Regions from separate parts of the Homo sapiens genome. Here region 1 is linked to region 2. The links are chromatin loops, found by intact Hi-C in ENCODE. Cell type or tissue: Calu3. All regions are shown on one strand. Each heading gives the region's core, and the rest is flanking DNA. Links, peaks and the distances in the headings are about the cores only.

Region 1 (4,407 bases), core at 212-4,211, 60 kb before region 2:
TCCCACTTATCATGGTGAATGATCCTTTTAATGTGCTGTTGGATTTGGTTTGCTACTATTTGTTGAGGATTTTTGCATGTATTTGCATCAGAGACATTGACCTATAGTTGTGTCCTTGTCTGGTTTCAGTAACAGGGTAATGCTGGCCTCATAGAATGAGTTTGGAAGAATTCTCACCTCTTCAGTTTTCCGGAAGAATTTGAGAAGAATTGGTATTTATTCTTTAAATGTTTGGTAGAATTCAGTATTGAAGCCATCAGGTCCTGAACTTTTTTTTGATGGGAGACTTTTTATTACTGATTCAGTCTTATTACTTGTACTTGACCTGTTCATGTTTTCTATTTTTTCTTGGTTCAATCTTGGTAGGTGGTATATGTCCACAAATTTATCAATTATCATTAGGTTTTCCAATTGGTTATTTTTAAAAAATTAGTATTATTATTATTATTTTTTGGAGACAGAGTCTTACTCTGTTGCCCAGGCTGGAGTCCAGTGGCACAATCTCAACTCACTGCAACCTCTGCCTCCCAGGTTCAAGCAATTCTTCTGCCTCAGCCTCCCAAGTAGCTGGTACTACAGGCGCATGCTGCCACACCCGGCTAATTTTTTTGTATTTTAGTAGAGATGGGGTTTCATTGTGTTGCCCAGGCTGGTCTCGAACTCCTGAGCTCAGGCAATCCACCCACCTCAGTCTCCCAAAGTGCCGTGATTGCAGGTGTGAGCCAATGCACCCAGCCTTAATTATAATTTTATTAAAAAATTTATTCCAGTAAATTTGACATAGGAACGGATGGTTTTGTAGAAAAAGTATAATTTACCAAATCACAACCAAATAAGGGTCATCACAGAAATGTAAGAAATGTTAAACATATGAAATGGTATCAATCTAATTCACCACATTAACAGATTATAGAAGTAAACCCATATGATCATTTCAACAAATGAATAACTTGACAAAATTCAGTATTTATTAATTTGAAAACATGTACTTGAGGCTGGGCATGGTAGTTCACACTTGTAATCCCAGCACTTTGGGAGGACGAGGCAGGTGGGTCACTTGAGGCCAGGAGTTCAAGACCAGCCTGAGCAACATGATGAAACCCTGTCTCTACTAAAAATACAAAAATTAGCCAGGCATGCTGGTACACACCCATAATCCCAGCTACTCAGGAGGCTGAGGCATGAGAATTGCTCAAACCCAGGAGGTGGAGGTTACAGTAAGCTGAGATCATGTCACTGCACTCCAGCCTGAGGGACAGAGTGAGACTCTGTCTCAAAAAAAAAAAAAAAGTAAAATAAATAAAAACATTTACCAAAGGATGAATATAATAGGATTTTCTTAGCTTTATAAAAGTTAATTACCAAAAAACAGAACTCCTACAAACATCATACTAATAGAGACTTTAGGAGCATTCCCGTTAAATTCAGGAACAAGACAAAGAGGACTAATGTTATTTCTGTTGAGCACTCTATTGAATTTGCTAGCAAATACAATAAAACAAGTAAAAGAAATATGATATAAGAATTGGAAACAAGAAATAAAATACTCTTAATTTGTAGGAATGTAAATTATCTACATAGGAAATCCAAAAGAATCAGCAAACGATAGAACTAATAAAATAATTTGGAAAGATTACTAGATGCAAAAGATATATGCGAAAGTAAAGTCCGTAGTGTTTTTGTCTATCAGTAATAACCACTTGGGAGGTGGTGGTTTTTTTTTTTTAAGTAAAAATAGTGAAATTTCTTTTCCTGATGTATCTAAACTAGGAGTTTCCTAATGAAATAAACCATCTCTGACCATTACTGCAATCATCCCATTGCTCAGCTTTATGAGACCCAACACCCCCTTTTGTAACAGATATTTTTAATTCTCCTTTACTATTTTGAAATGAATTTCATAGCTTAATATAATCTGTGTACATACATCTTTGAAAAGCATTAATTTAATTTAATATAAAGGCAAAAGAAAAACAAATTTATAATAATATGTGTTCTAACTTTGTAAATGTTAAAGAATAGCTATATCAGAAGATACAATGAAGTAACCATGTTTTTGCAGTTACTTTTAATGCATAGATTTGGATTTAAGAAAAACAAAACAACATTCAACTCATATTATCAACAATTTTTCTTTTTATTTAACCTGTAGAAATAAGGACTAGAAAAGTATATGCATATATATTAAAAAATTGCGTCTACAGCTGCCTATACAGACAACTATTGTTATGCGTATTGCTGCTCCAAATACAATGAGCAGCATTGATGTTACTAATGTGTTGCCCCAAACTATTTTTAAAAGAAAATTTTTGAAAAGTTTTTAAAAAATACAAAACAAAATCATCTTCAGTTTACATGATAGCTGCATACTTGTAAGTTTCAATTAAATATGTGCAAAACAATACTTGGAATTTATGAAAATGTATTTCAGCTCTGGTTTTAAATTTATAAACAGATCTTCCAAGTACATATTCCACCCGACTTTCAAAAATTTCACAGAATGTAGAAGAGTTCTTTATTGTGCAAGACTGGTTCATCCATTGCAAGACATTTAGCATTCCTAAACTCCCCTCCCACTAAATGCTATTAGCAATCTACAGCCAACAGGACAAGCAACCCCTCATGTAAATTTCTGTATCATCCCCTGGGGGGCAGTACTACTCTCAGTGATAACTATTGATTTAAATGCCTGAATATATTTCTATGGGTAAACTCTCTTTTTCTGAGTCATAATTACAGCTATGATTGAAAACATATTTTCTTTACTAAGCAACTCATAATCAAAGGCTAATCTTATATCTTCAAAACTTGACTGAATATTTCCTAACCTTGACAGCATAAAGTCTAGAAAGGCAAAATGGAACTCTGAGTACGTTTGGGTTTGTGTCGCTTGAAAAACTCATATTACAGGCATCATATAACATTCTTATGTCATATAATAGTTCTGTAAGTGGAAACTTAATCCTTGAAAATTATGAAATGCATCAGGCAAGGTGGCTCATGCCTGTAATCTCAGCACTTTGGGAGGCCAAGGCAGGTGATTCACCTGAGATCAGGAGTTCGAGACCAGCCTGGCCAACATGGTGAAACCCTGACTCTACTAAAAATACAAAAAAATTAGCCAGGCATGGTGGCGCATGCCTGTAATCCCAGCTACTCGGGAGGCTGAGGCAGGAGAATCACTTGAACCAGGGAGGCAGAGGGTGCAGTGAGCTGAGATAGCGCCACTGTGCTCTAGCCTGGGTGACAAGAGTGAAACTCCATCTCAAAAAAAAAAAAAAAAAGAAATGAAAGTGATGAGATGGTCATGAGAACCAGATGCACAGAAGAAGTTTTAGCAGATTTTCTTATTTATTTATTTATTTTTTTTTTTGAGAAGGAGTTTCACTCTGTCGCCAGGCTGGAGTGCAGTGGCGTGATCTCGGCTTACTGCAACCTCCACCTCCTAGGTTCAAGTGATTCTCCTGCCTCAGCCTCCCGAGTAGCTGGGACTACAGGCATGTGCCACCATGCCCAGCTAATTTTGTATTTTTAGTAGAGACGGGGTTTCACCATGTTGGCCAGGATGGTCTCAATCTCTTGACCTCATGATCCGCCCACCTCAGCCTCCCGAAGTGCTGGGATTACAGGCGTGAGCCACCGCGTGCCCGACCTCGCAGATTTCTTTATCAAATGATGTTATCAGTTCTGCAGTTCATGCAAAAGACTGAAACATCTTATAATTTATACGTGGCCTAAAAACTATTCTTCTTAAATTAGGTATTGATTTCAAAACATGCCAGCTTTTTTGATTGCGGATTAGTTAAAAAATATAAGAATTTTTTTAACCATTGTAATTTACTACCTAAGTGATTTCATTCAGTCTGTTTGCTTCAGATAAACCTGTACGATCAATGACTCTCAAATCTTTATTTCTAGGTCCAGCCTCTACCTTTAGCTCCAGACTTGTATATCCAACTGCCAGTACCATATATATTTGGGTATTTACTAGGTATCTCAAATTTACCACATGAAAATTGAACTTGTGATTTTTCTTCTACAACCATGTTCCTCTGGTGTTTCTCATCTCAGTAAATGATAACTCAGTAAATGATTTATCCAGTTGTTCACAACAAAAACCTTGGGGTCATTCTTCACTTCTTTCTCTTGTACCCTAAATTCAATGTTTTAATTAGTCCTATAAACTCTGTCTTCAAAGTACATTATGAATCTGACCACTTAGCCTCACCTCCCCCAGACTACCTGAGTCAAAGCCAACATTATTTCTTACATGAGAGACTGCATTAGACTTACAACTTCTCTCTTGTTTCTGTGTTTCTTCCACACCATTATGGCGTATTTACTGATCTACAACCGGTTTTAAGTTAGTTGCCTGCTTAAAATTTTCTCATGAATTCTCATTACATT
Region 2 (4,407 bases), core at 280-4,279:
CCACATTCCCCATTCAGTGCTGTGACATGAAATGGGTTAGATATACAGACTTTACCAGGAAAATAGACATATGTAAGTGGCAATAATGACTACAATATACCTATGTGAGGAGAGGCCAGTGAACCCAGTCTTTGTCCAGCAAAAGTCTGGTTAAACTGGTGATCCCAGGTCAGTCTGCTCCCCACTCCTCATCCTGTAAAGATCTCTTTAGTTTCAGGTTTCTCCATATTCTTCTCATATTTATTTCCCCCTGCAGTGGGCCGAATTCATTTTGTTTTCCTGCCTCCTGCTGGTGATCTGCCTGATCTTCTCCATCATGGGCTACTACTATGTTCCTGTAAAGACAGAGGATATGCGGGGTCCAGCAGATAAGCACATTCCTCACATCCAGGGGAACATGATCAAACTAGAGACCAAGAAGACAAAACTCTGATGACTCCCTAGATTCTGTCCTGACCCCAATTCCTGGCCCTGTCTTGAAGCATTTTTTTTCTTCTACTGGATTAGACAAGAGAGATAGCAGCATATCAGAGCTGATCTCCTCCACCTTTCTCCAATGACAGAAGTTCCAGGACTGGTTTTCCAGTACATCTTTAAACAAGGCCCCAGAGACTCTATGTCTGCCCGTCCATCAGTGAACTCATTAAAACTTGTGCAGTGTTGCTGGAGCTGGCCTGGTGTCTCCAAATGACCATGAAAATACACACGTATAATGGAGATCATTCTCTGTGGGTATGCAAAGTTATGGGAATTCCTTTATAGGTAACTGCCATTTAGGACTGATGGCCCTAATTTTTGAGGTGCTGATTTAGAGGCAAAATTGCAGAATAACAAAGAAATGGTATTTCAAGTTTTTTTTTTTATAAGCAATGTAATTATGCTATTCACAGGGGCCTCAAGAATTGGTATGTATGATGTGATCTGGTCCAGCCAGGGCCTGGCTTGTCAGCTCTCTAGGTTTGATATGACTTTAGTAAATTTGTCAATATAGATGGTAGGAAGCAGAATGCCATTTTATTAAAACACAGGAGAAGTTATATCTCTCTGATTATGATAGTATTTTATTTACTTATCCAAACCCTCCTTTCTCAGTATGGATAGATCATGGAAACCAGATTAGAGATAGTAAGCATTAGTAAACATTGTTCTGGAGAACAGGAACAGGTGTAAGTTGTAGAAATCCTGAAGAGCCAGTCATTCTTTTACAGAGTACATTCTTCTTAGCCTCTATGGCGCTGGTCTATGCCCTTCAGTGAACAGTTGTATAAACAATAATTATAATTTGCAACCTTGTCTTGTCAACCTTGCTGATCCAGCTTTTTCTTATTATTACACCTTGTCTTGCTTATTGCAGCAAATATTCAATAACAACAATGTTTCTATAAGTCCAACTTCCTTTATTAATGTTTCCATTTAGCCTCAAAAATATCAAAGTAGTTCCTTTTTGATGTTGTTTTCCTGATTTACTTTTCCCATAAGTTTTAAATACCATTTCTGCCTTGAAGCCTAGAAATTTTCTTTTTATTCAAAAAAAGTTACATTAATGCTCTAGGTTTGAGGTTCTAAAATGGAAATGTCAATAGAGGAGCATGGTCCTATGTGAGGTTCCTATCAAAATTTGTGGGAGTAGGGATGGTAGAGCATGAGGGTTTTGTTTGTGTATGTGTATGGTCATGAAAAAAAATTGAGAAACATTACCTCATACACAATGAATGAATCAGAGGACAGACACGGGAATGGCACGACTGTGCAGTGTGTTACTAGGAAAAAAGTTCAGAATCACTGTTCTAGAGAGCTTCATTTCCATTGGTTTTAAAACATTATTCTCATGTAGAACAGTGTTGGGTCTCATACTGTTAATGTTAATACGTAACAATGTTCATGTTAACAGGCACCTGTTAATATTAACAGATAATGTTACTGTTAACAGGTAAGAGAAATTGCTCTAAGTGCCCAAACTTTATATACTTCAGTTTTAATGACAAGCATTTCAGAAATATAAGAGCGGCAGCCAGACCAACCAGTTTTTCCAGATATCTTGATGTGAACCTGACCCTACTCCTTTAGAAGACAGCCTGTTCATTTTTAAATAGCTTTAACCCAAACTGTTCTATGACCATTGTTTCAAGAGACATTAACACAGTTCTGTAAATAGAAGTGTCTATGGACAAATAAGTTTGGGAAATGTGGCATACTGTATCCTTTTCTTAACATTTGCATATTAAAGACTCTGAGATATCCTGCAGTAAAGACACAAGATACCTTGTTTAAATTAACATGTACGCTGCAGAACATTGGTTTGGAAAAAACTGTTGAGCAGTTCTTCCTTGTAAGTGCTGAGCTTCCTCTCTGAAACCTCCTACCATTGTTTTTTTTCCCCTGTAGCTAACAAGAATAAGTATAACAGCCGGCCAGGCACAGTGGCTCATGCCTGTAATCCCAGCACTTTGGGAGGCTGAGACAGGTGGATCACCTGAGGTCAGGAGTTCGAGACCAGCCTGGCCAACATGGTGAAACCGTGTCTCTACTAAAAGTACAAAAATTAGCCAGGTGTGATGGCAGGTGCCTGTAATCCCAGCTACTCGGGAGGCTGAAGCAGAAGAATTGCTTGAACCCGGGAGGCAGAGGTTGCAATGAGCCGAGATCACGCCATCACACTCTAGCCTGGGGGACAAGAGTGAGACTTCATCTAAAAAAAAAAAGAAAAGAATATGTATACCCCCTTTTTCATGTGGCAGATGTTTAGCTATTTGGGGAGAACTTTCATGGCTCTTCCCTAATCATCAAGTATTCAAGGTAAAGATTCTCGGTTCCTGTAATGGTTCCTCACCAGGCATAATTTGTCCTTTTACCATCCTACTTTCTGTCTTCTGAAAAACATTCTTTATCTGAAATACAGCAATTAATATTAAGATATCTTAATATGAAGTGCCTGGAGTCAAATATAACATTCCAAAGTAGTCTGACTGGAAGAACTAGCACCTGCCTTTCTTCAAACAATGCACTTCTGTTAATGCAGTGTAAGGTAACATGAGTTGTTTTTGGAAACTACATCATAATGTGGGCTTACATTCTAGCACTTATCACTTAATGACAGGGATACATTTGAGGAATGCATTGTTAGGCAATTTTGTCATTATGCAAACATCATAGAGTGTACTTACACAAACCTATGGTATAGCCTACTACACATCTAAGTTATATGGTATAGACTGTTTCTCCAGCTATATGGTGTAGACTGTTTCTCCTAGGCTACAAACCTGCACAGCATGTTACTGTATTAAATGCTGTAGGCAATTGTAACACAATGGTATTTTTATACTTAAACATATCTAAACATAGAAACGGTACAAAAAACTTTACACATTATATAGATGTATCAAATTATTCATATGTGCTCTGAAAATGTCTATATCTGTTATGTATCAATTTTTTAAAAAGTGAATGACATAATTCATTTGAAAAAATGTGGACACACAAATTGGAAAAGAGGTATAAATGCAGTATTATAATCTAATGGGACCACCATCACATATTTGGTCTGTCATTGACTGAAACTGCAATATAGAGTTTTTCTTAACATTTGCATATTAAAGACTCTGACTATATATGGACATATATGACTGTCACCATTGTAAGACATTTTGATGTTATTCTAAGTGACATGTTAAACCATTGGAAGTTTAGAACATGAGAGTGACATAATGTGATCATTTAAGATCACTTTGGCTGCTAAGGGGAGAATTATCTATAGTCAGGAAGGAAAAGAAGTAAGGAGTTAAGTTAGGAGGCTTTTGCAATAGTTCAGGCAATAGATGGTAGTGACTTGGACAAGGTGATAGTAGTGGAGGTGGAGAGAAATGGTTTGACTTGGAATTAAACTTTAAGCTAGAACTGACAAGATTTGAGTGTAGTTTGGATACACAATTTAAAAGAAAGAAATGCGCCAGATGTGGTGCCTTACACCTGTAATCTCAATTCTTTGCAAGGATAAGGCAGGAAGATTCTTTGAAGCCGGGAGTTCAAGACCACTCTAGGCAACATAATGAGACCCCCTCTCTACAAGAAATAAAAATAAAAAAATTAGCCGGGTGTGGTGGTGTGCACCTGCAACCCCAGCTTCTCAGGAGGCTGAGGCAGAACAATCCCTTGAGCCCAGGTGCTTAAAGCTGCAATGAGCTATGATCACACCACTGTACTCCAGCCTGGACAATAGGACCCTGTCTCAAAATGAAAGAAGCGGTGGGGGGTGGAGAGAGAGAGAGAAAGGAAGGAAGGAAGGAAGGAAGCAAGGAAGGAAGGAAGGAAGGAAGGAAAAAGAAAAGAAAAAGAAAGAAAGAAAAAAGCTCACTCCTAGATTTGGTCCTAAGTAGTAAGGATGAATCAGGATGCAATTTTCTAGAAATA

What was found. Peaks named below come from ENCODE experiments on the same cell type or tissue, not always from the same donor. Only the 100,000 strongest peaks of a DNase experiment are listed, where the experiment ranks them.
Region 1: it touches region 2 in a loop (2.1-fold over the local background); 2 of 110 quality-filtered maps call a loop at or near these places.

Annotation. Positions count from the first base shown.
Region 1 is chr3:121,881,074-121,885,480 of GRCh38, forward strand. The region is part of intron 5 of EAF2 (ELL associated factor 2); the gene reads left to right. Among named protein-coding and RNA genes, the nearest start is that of SLC15A2, 11 kb to the right of the region's middle. In Calu3, for the core only: a CTCF peak has its summit at 2,660 (motif pointing right); a DNase peak (open chromatin) is centred at 2,638.
Region 2 is chr3:121,940,575-121,944,981 of GRCh38, forward strand. It overlaps SLC15A2 (solute carrier family 15 member 2), which reads left to right. Exons shown (of 22, transcript NM_021082.4): 22 at 257-3,614. The coding sequence ends at 433. Among named protein-coding and RNA genes, the nearest start is that of SLC15A2, 48 kb to the left of the region's middle. In Calu3, for the core only: no CTCF peak of the experiment used is centred there; a DNase peak (open chromatin) is centred at 2,017.